2 separate regions of the Homo sapiens genome follow, and region 2 is linked to region 1. A link is an interaction called in ENCODE POLR2A ChIA-PET data of the cell type or tissue named here. Cell type or tissue: Panc1. All regions are shown on one strand. Links, peaks and the distances in the headings refer to the core of each region. The heading gives the core; the rest is flanking DNA.

Region 1 (4,399 bases), core at 324-4,323:
AACTGGGGCTTAGAAAGGTTAAAAAACTTGTGCCAGGCCACACAGCTGGCATATGGTTGAGAGAGATTTGAACACAAGTAGTCTATCTGACAAAGAAAAGGGGTAGCAGGCATTTCAGGCAAAGGATCCAAAAGAGAGAAGGAACCAGTGGCAGCAGGATGGCCAAACCCCCTCACCCACCAGGAGCTGGGCCAAAACAGGGCAATGGGCCACCACAGGCAGAGGCGGCCAGCCTAACGGTGACCTTCATCAGAGATACCCAGGACAGGGGAAGGCATGGTGGTAAAGAGTTCTGGGTGTTAGTCCAAGCTCTGCCTCCAATGGGCTCTGTGACCTCAGATGTGCTACTTCCCTCATCCAGAAATGAGGGTATCATGACCTCTGAGTTACTTAGGCCTCTAAAACACACAATTATCCCATAACCTGGGCCAGAGGAAGAGTTCTCTCATTTTATTAACCCTAAGACTCTCACCAGCAGGGCTAAGGAATATCCGTATTTTCAACTACCTATCAACAAAATGGTATATACAGCGAATGCAAACCTAACATTTGCACATACAGTAGAAATTTCAAGGGCCCCAAATCCCTTTAATGCACCAAACTATTGATTTCCCACATCCTGGCTCAAATGCCACGTCCTATCATGTCCTCCCAGATGAACCCAGGAAGAGTTAGTCACTTTTATAGCTATATACACAGAGAGAATACATATGTTCTGATGTCTACTCTACATCTTATCATCATTACTTGTCTATTTTCTCTGCTAATCCATGAGTACCTCAAAGGCAGGAGCTGTCTAATTCATTTTAATTGTAACTTGTCAACAATGTCCAGTGAAGAAATGCATGTGAGCCTCACTCCTGGCAGAGCTAAGCCATAAGCCAGAGATGACAAATCAGTGCCCTGCTAGCTCTTTTCAGCCATTGTGTGGCCCACATAATAGTTTTTAAGAATTCAAATTAGGTGCCAACATTTATCATTGGGAGAATGTACATAAAATCCATATTTCTGGCTCCTTTGGAAAATCAGAATACCCAGTGATGCTTGACCCATATTTCAATAAGGCAACAACCAGCTGCACAGTTGAATAGTGCCTGCCCGTTTAGACAGGGCACGCGCTCCGTGCAGTTGAACAGCGCCTGTCTCCTTTAGACAGGGCGTGTGCTCTGCACAGTTGTATAGTGCCTGCCCCCTTTAGACAGGGCATGTGCTCTCCAGTTCATCATGGCCTCCCCTATGCACACACCGATTCTCTCCCTCACAATGATAGCATATTTCAGTTGTCATTTATCATTGCAACTGTGCTATTGTTTCTGTTATAGTAGCATTAAAGAGGAAAACTCGGCTTACTAATTTACATTACCTCCTGAACAACCGAAGATACTTGAGTTTGCAGAGCCTGTACTAGGCAGTAAGGAAAGTGCATAAAGTAGGGAGAATAGAATGGCACCAATAAAGGTTTGGTGGCACCAGTACTCCAGGCCTCTTCCTAGCCTACGAACCAGGGGAATACAACCTTTCCCCATACTATTACACCCTCCTTTTCAGCCTTTTTGCCAAGGCTGTGTGACCAACTCACCATGGTGCTATGAAATGTTGGCTCTGTTGAGTTCAATGAAGCTCAATCCCTCTCTGCTGGTTGGAGGCACAGATCTTCCAGGAAACTATTCTCTTATCCCAGGATTTCTGCCAACAACTCTACCTACAATAATGTAGATCCAAGTTACTCCAAGGGAACTGAGGAGCCTTTTCTCTCCTAGTATGGTGAGGGCTGAGCCGGGCTTTTGCATGCAGTGGGAGTTTATGAGGTCTCAAAGGCCCCCTCACACTTTGTTGAATCCCTATCCCAAAACATTAGGTTGAACCATATGAAATTGCTAATATTATCCTATTATTATTATTATTTTTAGAGAAAGGATCTAGCTCTGTCACCCAGGCTGGAGTACAGTGGTGCAATCATAGCTCACCGCAGCCTCAAATTCCTGGGCTGAAGGGATCCTCCAGCCTCACCCTTCAGAGGAGCTGAAGATGTGTGCCACCGAGGCTTTTTTTTTTTTTCTTTGGTAGAGACAAGGTTTTGCCATGTTGCCTAAGCTTGTCTCGAACTCCTGGTTTCAGACAGCCACCCCCTGGTCCAAGCCTCCCAAAGCAATGGCATTATAGGTGTGAGCCACCAAGCCCAGCCTCACTCATTACTTTTTATCTACAAAAATGGCAATTTCACATCATTCAACCTAATATCTCTAATAAGCAGTCCTGCCACACATAGTTCCATGAATTCTCATTAAGTTTTCTTTTAGGATATGGCTGTCAGTAACTTGCAAACATGATTTGGCAAGGTGGTATTAGTAATACTTAAGCAAATAAAGAAAATTATATTACAATTATATAATTATTTTACTTTAGCAGATAATTAAAAAATTTTAAAGCTATTTAGAAATTTAGTCCACCCCCCTCATCTTGCAGATAAGGAAACTGAGGCTTGTAGAGATAAAGCAACTTCATTTTGTTTATATTTTTATATGCCCCACTTATCTCAAAAAATGATTTGCATGGCCAGGCACAGTGGCTCACACCTGTAATCCCAGCACTTTGGGAGGCTGAGGCAGGCGGATCACTTGAGGTCAGGAGTTCGAGACCAGCCTGGCCAACACTGTCCAGCCTGGGCGACAAGAGCAAGGCTCCATCTCAAAAAAAAAAAAAAAAAAAAAAAAAAAAGATTTGCATTATAGCAAATATACCATACTAAAAGGGGAGACTGGGTGCAAGGTATACAGGAACTCTCTGTACTATGCAATTTTTCTGTAACCCTAAAATTGTTGTAAAAAATAGTTTTAAAAAATGATTTAAAGTTTTTTAAAACCAAAACAATCCTCATAAAACTAAAATTTATTAAAACAAGAATAAAAGAGAAGAGACAGAGAAAAATTATCTCAGGAATCTTTCTGAAATTCAGATTTCATTCTGAGCTTCCTCAAGACACAGTTCAGCATCCTTTTACAAACACACTGCCAGATCAGATCTGCTAGGAATAAACTAGCAGAGCCCCCAAAGGGAAAGTAAATTTCAATGTGCCTGAGAAAGGGAAAAGAGCAGTAGCTGGCAAACTAACAAATTGGATTACATCTAAATAAGATAATGAGTGTCAGTGTACTTCTAAGCTGTAAACCACTGAGCCAATGTTATCATTACTGCAGGAAAAAGGGAAAGATTCATTTCTTTTGTACATTAATTTATCCCATAAACACTCATGAATTTCAACTCAGTATCAGGAGTCTGCCACAGTGGTACAGAAATGAACAAGACCTACCTTCCTACTTTTGCTAAGGATCAGACAGGGAAGACAGCACCCTTACTAAAGACCAACAGCCACCTGTGAACCTGGAGTGGAAAGTGACAGAAGAGTGAGATAAATTATGTATTTGATCCTCTCTCATCCAAAATACTACAAAAGGAGTATTTAAATAAAGTTTAAAAGAGAAGCAACACTACCACCTAAACTTGGAATAGAGGCATAAATGCTACAAGGACTAAGATGCAGAATGGTATTAAATAGAATTTGTCACTTAAAGCAAAAACAGAAAAATACTTGAGGACACAAACATTTTATTTACTGAGAAAGAAACTACAGTATAGACATTTGTGTACAGACATAATTTGTTTCTTACTCCTGAAAAAAACAAATTAGCATGCAGCTCCTTATTTAAATCTCATGTGGGGCCTCTCTGTTGCTCTCTTCCAACCTCTGGCCTCTCCCACTCAGTCTCCTTTGCTGCCTTTTCTCATCTCCCCAGTATCTAAAGTTTGGAAACCTCAAGGCTTCAGACCTCTTCTCCATCTCCATTAATTTCCAAGGTAATCTCATCCAGTGTTTTGTTTTGTTTTTGAGACAGGATCTGGCTCTGTTACCCAGGCTGTAGTGCACTGGCATGATCTCAGCTCACTGCAACCTCTGCCTCCCCGGTTCAGGCAATTCTCATGTCTCAGCCTCCTGAGTAGCTGGGATTACAAGCATGTGCCACCACGACCAGCTAATTTTTTTGTATTTTTAGTAGAGACAGAGTTTCACCAAGGTGGGAGGATCTCTTGAGGCCAGGAGTTCAAGACCAGCCTGGGCAACACAGGGAGATTCCCATCTCTATTAAAAAAAAAAAAATTGCTGGCTGTGTGGCATTCACCTGTAGTCCCAGCTACTTGGGAAGTTAAGGTGGGAGGGCTGCTTGAGCCAAGGAGTTCGAGGCTGCAGTGAGCTGTGATCACGCCACTGCACTCCAGCCTGGGACAAGATGCTCAAATAAATAAATAAATAAAATACTATCACCTCTCCACATAACACTAGTACTTTTATTTACCTTACCATGCTTTTTCTGTCCCTATCTAATTATTATGTAATATACTT
Region 2 (4,399 bases), core at 266-4,265, 120 kb after region 1:
GTTGCAGTGAGCCTAGACTGTGCATTTGCACTCTAGCCTGGGCGACAGAGCAAGACTCTGTCTCAAAAAAAAAAAAAAAGAATGCTAGCTCTAGGGCATACCCTTGATCTTCTGAAAACTGGGGTGGGACCCAACAGTCTGTCTTTTCACCAGCTCTCTAGTTTGAGAACCACTGCTCCTAAACTAATTATATCATTTAGATGATTGGGAAATTGGCTCTGGAAGAGCTGCGTACAAATTAGAAACACTGAAGAGTAGAACTCGGGTGTCTTTGTTGCCACTGTTACTGTTCTCCTCGCTAAGAGGAGCAGGGTCTAGGCATGGGCTAACGACATGTGAAACTTGAGGATTTCAGCATAATTCAGAAGCAGAGTTCCCCAATAGTAATAGCTAACATTTATTGAGCACTTTCTTTTTTTCATGCACTTTACAAGCACCATTTGAATTTTATAACATTTTGCAACAGTCTTACCTGTGAGATTAGTAACATTTCTAGCCTCATTTTACAGATGAGGAAACTAAGGCTCAGAGATAGTTTCCCATAGCAGTTACAGCAGATTACCACAAACTTGGTGGTTTAAAACAACAAAAATTTATTCTCTTACAGTACCGGAGGCCAGAAATCAGTTTCATGGGGCTGAAATTAAGGTGTCGGCAGGGCTGTGCTTCTTCTGGAGGTTCTAGGGGAGACTCTTGCCCCTTCCAGCTCTTGGTGGCTGCTGATGTTCCTTGACTTGTGGCTGCATCACTGCAATTTCTGCCTCTGTAGTCATGTTGCCTTTTCTTCTATCTGAGCCTAAGTTCCTTCCGCCTCTCTCTTAAAAGGAAGGATATGTGTGATGGCATTTAGGGCTCAACTGGGTAATCCAGGATTCCCTCCCCATCTCAAGTGTCTTAATTTGATCACAGCTGCAAAATCCTTTTTTGCCATATAAGGTAACACGCACAGGTTCCAGGAACTGGGACATGGATATCTTTTAGGAGACCAAATTCAGCCTACCTACCACTGTTAGGCAATTTAATTAGACTTACACAGTAAATATGGGAGCCTGGATTGGAACCCAAACCTTCTGGACTCTAGAGCCTGTGCTTTTAATTACTACTCTGTACGAAACTAAAAACTATGGCTCTAGCATTGGCATTAAGATTTTTAACCCAAGTGTTGTTTCTTTCTTCCTCTAACTTCCACAGTATCCACTTGTATTGTAGCATTGAACCTTTCAGTCCATAAGCATCTTAGGTTTTTGTTTTTGTGGGTTTTTTTGTAGAGATGGGTTCTCTCCGTGCTGCCCACACTGATCTTGGACTTCTGTGCTCAAGTGATCCTCCCACCTTGGCATCCCAAAGTGCTGGGCATAAGCCACCACGCCTAGCCAGGCATCTTATATGTTGGTCCTAGCTTCTCCAGTTAGTTAGCTTCTAGAGGGCAGATATTCCATTTTTCTGTTTTTAAAAATAGAGATATAATTTATATCCCATAACATGTAAATTTGCTTTTTAGTAAATTTGCAGCATTATGTACCCATCACCACTATTCCAGAATATTTTAATTACCTCAGATAGAAATCCTGTGCCCATTAGCAGTCACACCCGTTCCCCTTACCCCTAGCCCCTGGAAACCACTATTCTACATTCTGTTTCTATGGATTGACCTATTTGGGACATTTCATATAAATAGGATCATATAATATGCAGTATTTTATGTTTGGCTTCTTTCACTTAGCAGAATGTTTTCAAAGTTCAGTCATGTTGTGGCATATTTTCAGTACTTCATTCCTTCTTTTGTCTTTTTTCTTCTTTTTATTTATTTATTTTTTGCTCAACTCCCCCGACCGACATCATTCCTTTTTGGGATAGTCTGTTGTGTAGATATACCATGTTTTAAAAATCTATTAATCAGTTAATAGACATTTAGTCTTTCCACTTTCCACTTTTTAGCTTTTGTGAATAATGCTTCTGTGAACATTCATATATAAGTTTATGTCTGAACATAAGTTTTCAGCTTTCTTGAGGGGTATACCTAGGAGTGGAACTGCTGGGTCATATGGTGACACTATGTAAACTTTTTGAAGAATTCAGATATTGTGTCTTTTATCAAGTTGTTTGAATTCCTAGATGATTTCCATTGTTCATTTGTTTATAATGAAATTAGATATGTGTTAGTTATAATGAAATTAGTTATAATGAAATTAGATATGTTTATAATGAAATTAGATATGTGACCTTAATCATTACTTATTTTACCGACAATTTTAGACAGTAGTAAGAAGGGACAGTGTGGCATAATGGAACGAGTTCTGCCTGGCCTGGCCACTCTTCGGGTAAGCCTGAGTAAGTCAAATCACATCACCTCTCTGGGGAGGAGAGTTAGATGATTTCTACATTCTCTTCCAGACTTAACATTCTGCAACTCTGTGGAAGTCTGAAAAGCTAGCCTTGTGTTAAGTCCCAGAGCTTGTGTTCTGTTTTTTTAGCAGTTCATCACTCTCTGTCTGATTTCTGTTCCCAGACACAAACAAAGTTTTACCCATCTATCCATCCATTTTATTGTGGCCTGTTAGCTTCCAGGTACTGTGCTAAAAGCACTGGAGATACAAGGATGATTAAGACATTTTCCATGACTCCCTAGTCTAGTAGGAGAAGATAAACATAAACAGATAATTACAATATTAAGAAATTATAATGTTTTTAAATTGCTGAGAATGCCCAGAGTCTCGAGACAGGCTGGGAATAGATGACATTTGAGTTAAATCTTTTCAGATAAGTAGGTGTTTGCTAGACAAGAAGAGAATGCCAGGCAGAGGAACAGTGTGGATAAAGGCACCGAGTTGGTATGAGAAGACAAACAATGTTTGGCTTTGTTTGGTGACATTCTTACTTCTCCTGCAATGGTAAATGCAGATTCTCTTTATCCAGACTAGCTCCATTTTGAGATCCTTGTGTGTGTCTGATATTTACAGACTCATCCACACTTAAGGATCTGAGTAGTAACATGTTTTGTCTTAAGTACTGGTCACACACAGTACTTCTTCCTTCTTTGTTAAGGACACTTCAGACTCGGTTTCTGAGTAAGGGGGTTCACTGAGTAGTTGAGGGGTCATGGTCCAGATTTGGGTTTTCTCCATAGCACCAGCTCAGGTTGGGCTCTTGAAAATGCCTTCTTGTCGCTCTAAGGGTTTTGGTTACATAAAAGTATTAGGAATGTAAAATTTTACAATATGATCAGCACAGCACAAACTAAATTTCTAGCCTTTAACCTAGAAGCATATATGGAAGGCTTTGTGTTCTAAACTGCCCCCTTCCCAGCCCCCGGCCTTCAGGAGAGGTCATTGTACAGCTCTTTCCATGGTCACTGCTCTCTTCACTTTTACTGGAGGGCAAAACTAGGGCAGAGAAATAATTTTTATTCACTTCTGAAAGGTTACAGTAATAAAGAAACTCTTGTTAACATCAGAGAACGTTGCAGCCAAGAGTTTTCACAGTCTGGCATTGTTTATTTTACATGTAATTTGGAACCTTCTGCACTCTTAAAATATTGGCACAAAAATGTTTTAACTCTTGAAGTACTTCTCTGTACACCGCAGTAGTTTGGTGTCAGGGGGCAGCAGGACTCTGGAGAGCCGTTTGCCCTGTTCCTGTTGGAGAGAGAGATGGTATAAGCATGTGTATGTGTGTAACATACACAGTCACTCGTGTATTTATGTGCCCTTCTGCATTGAGAATTAAGAACTTTCTTTGTCCTGATGAATTTCCATGCTTCTCTTTATTAAACAATGAGAATGGTATAGCAGTCCCGCTTTCCTTTTGCCACAACTGCCAAAAAGTACAGCGCTTCCCTTATTTAGATATTTTGATGTAAGTATTCATTATCCCCTTTCTTCTCCCGCCCCCCACAGACTTTATTACTTAAGTCTTTTCTTTTACTTTTATTTTGGTTGCGGTGCATACTATGGGCCAAACTCTGTGCCAGGAATTTTACAGACATCATCTCATTTAATCCTTACAAATTACCTTGTGATAGAGTTGGGAGTGTCCCCATATTACAACTGAGGAGAACCAAGGAGCAGAAAACTTAAAGGACTTGGCTGTGGCCGCCATAGTAAGTCACAAGCCCAGAGCTGACGGATTTCAAAATCTTTGCTCAAAAAAAAAAATTGGCTCTTTTGGCCATAACATGTGCCTTTTGTTGTAATCCAATTTGAACCTTTTTTTTTTGGAAATAGGTAGAATATAAGTAATTATGAGTGAACTAATGGACTAACTGATCCATTGATAGAAGCACAAGTCACTTATGTTAAATGAGATAATAATACACAGAAGTACCTGGCTCCATCAAAGGGTTTTTGTTCTTGTTGTTGTTTTATTAGGTTGAAATTAAGATATGAAACGATTACAGAAG

The links. Peaks named below come from ENCODE experiments on the same cell type or tissue, not always from the same donor. Only the 100,000 strongest peaks of a DNase experiment are listed, where the experiment ranks them.
Region 2: POLR2A ChIA-PET joins it to region 1 with 12 read pairs; 11 of 35 experiments call an interaction of 5 or more read pairs at or near these places.

What each region holds. Positions count from the first base shown.
Region 1 is chr20:35,457,286-35,461,684 of GRCh38, reverse strand. It overlaps CEP250 (centrosomal protein 250), which reads right to left. Exons shown (of 35, transcript NM_007186.6): 2 at 3,311-3,381; 3 at 1,580-1,702. Among named protein-coding and RNA genes, the nearest start is that of CEP250, 3.9 kb to the right of the region's middle. In Panc1, for the core only: no CTCF peak of the experiment used is centred there; no DNase peak of the experiment used is centred there; H3K4me3 peaks cover 680 bases; H3K27ac peaks cover 1,134 bases.
Region 2 is chr20:35,332,872-35,337,270 of GRCh38, reverse strand. All of the region lies in intron 7 of UQCC1 (ubiquinol-cytochrome c reductase complex assembly factor 1), which reads left to right. Among named protein-coding and RNA genes, the nearest start is that of FAM83C, 43 kb to the right of the region's middle. In Panc1, for the core only: no CTCF peak of the experiment used is centred there; no DNase peak of the experiment used is centred there; H3K27ac peaks cover 718 bases.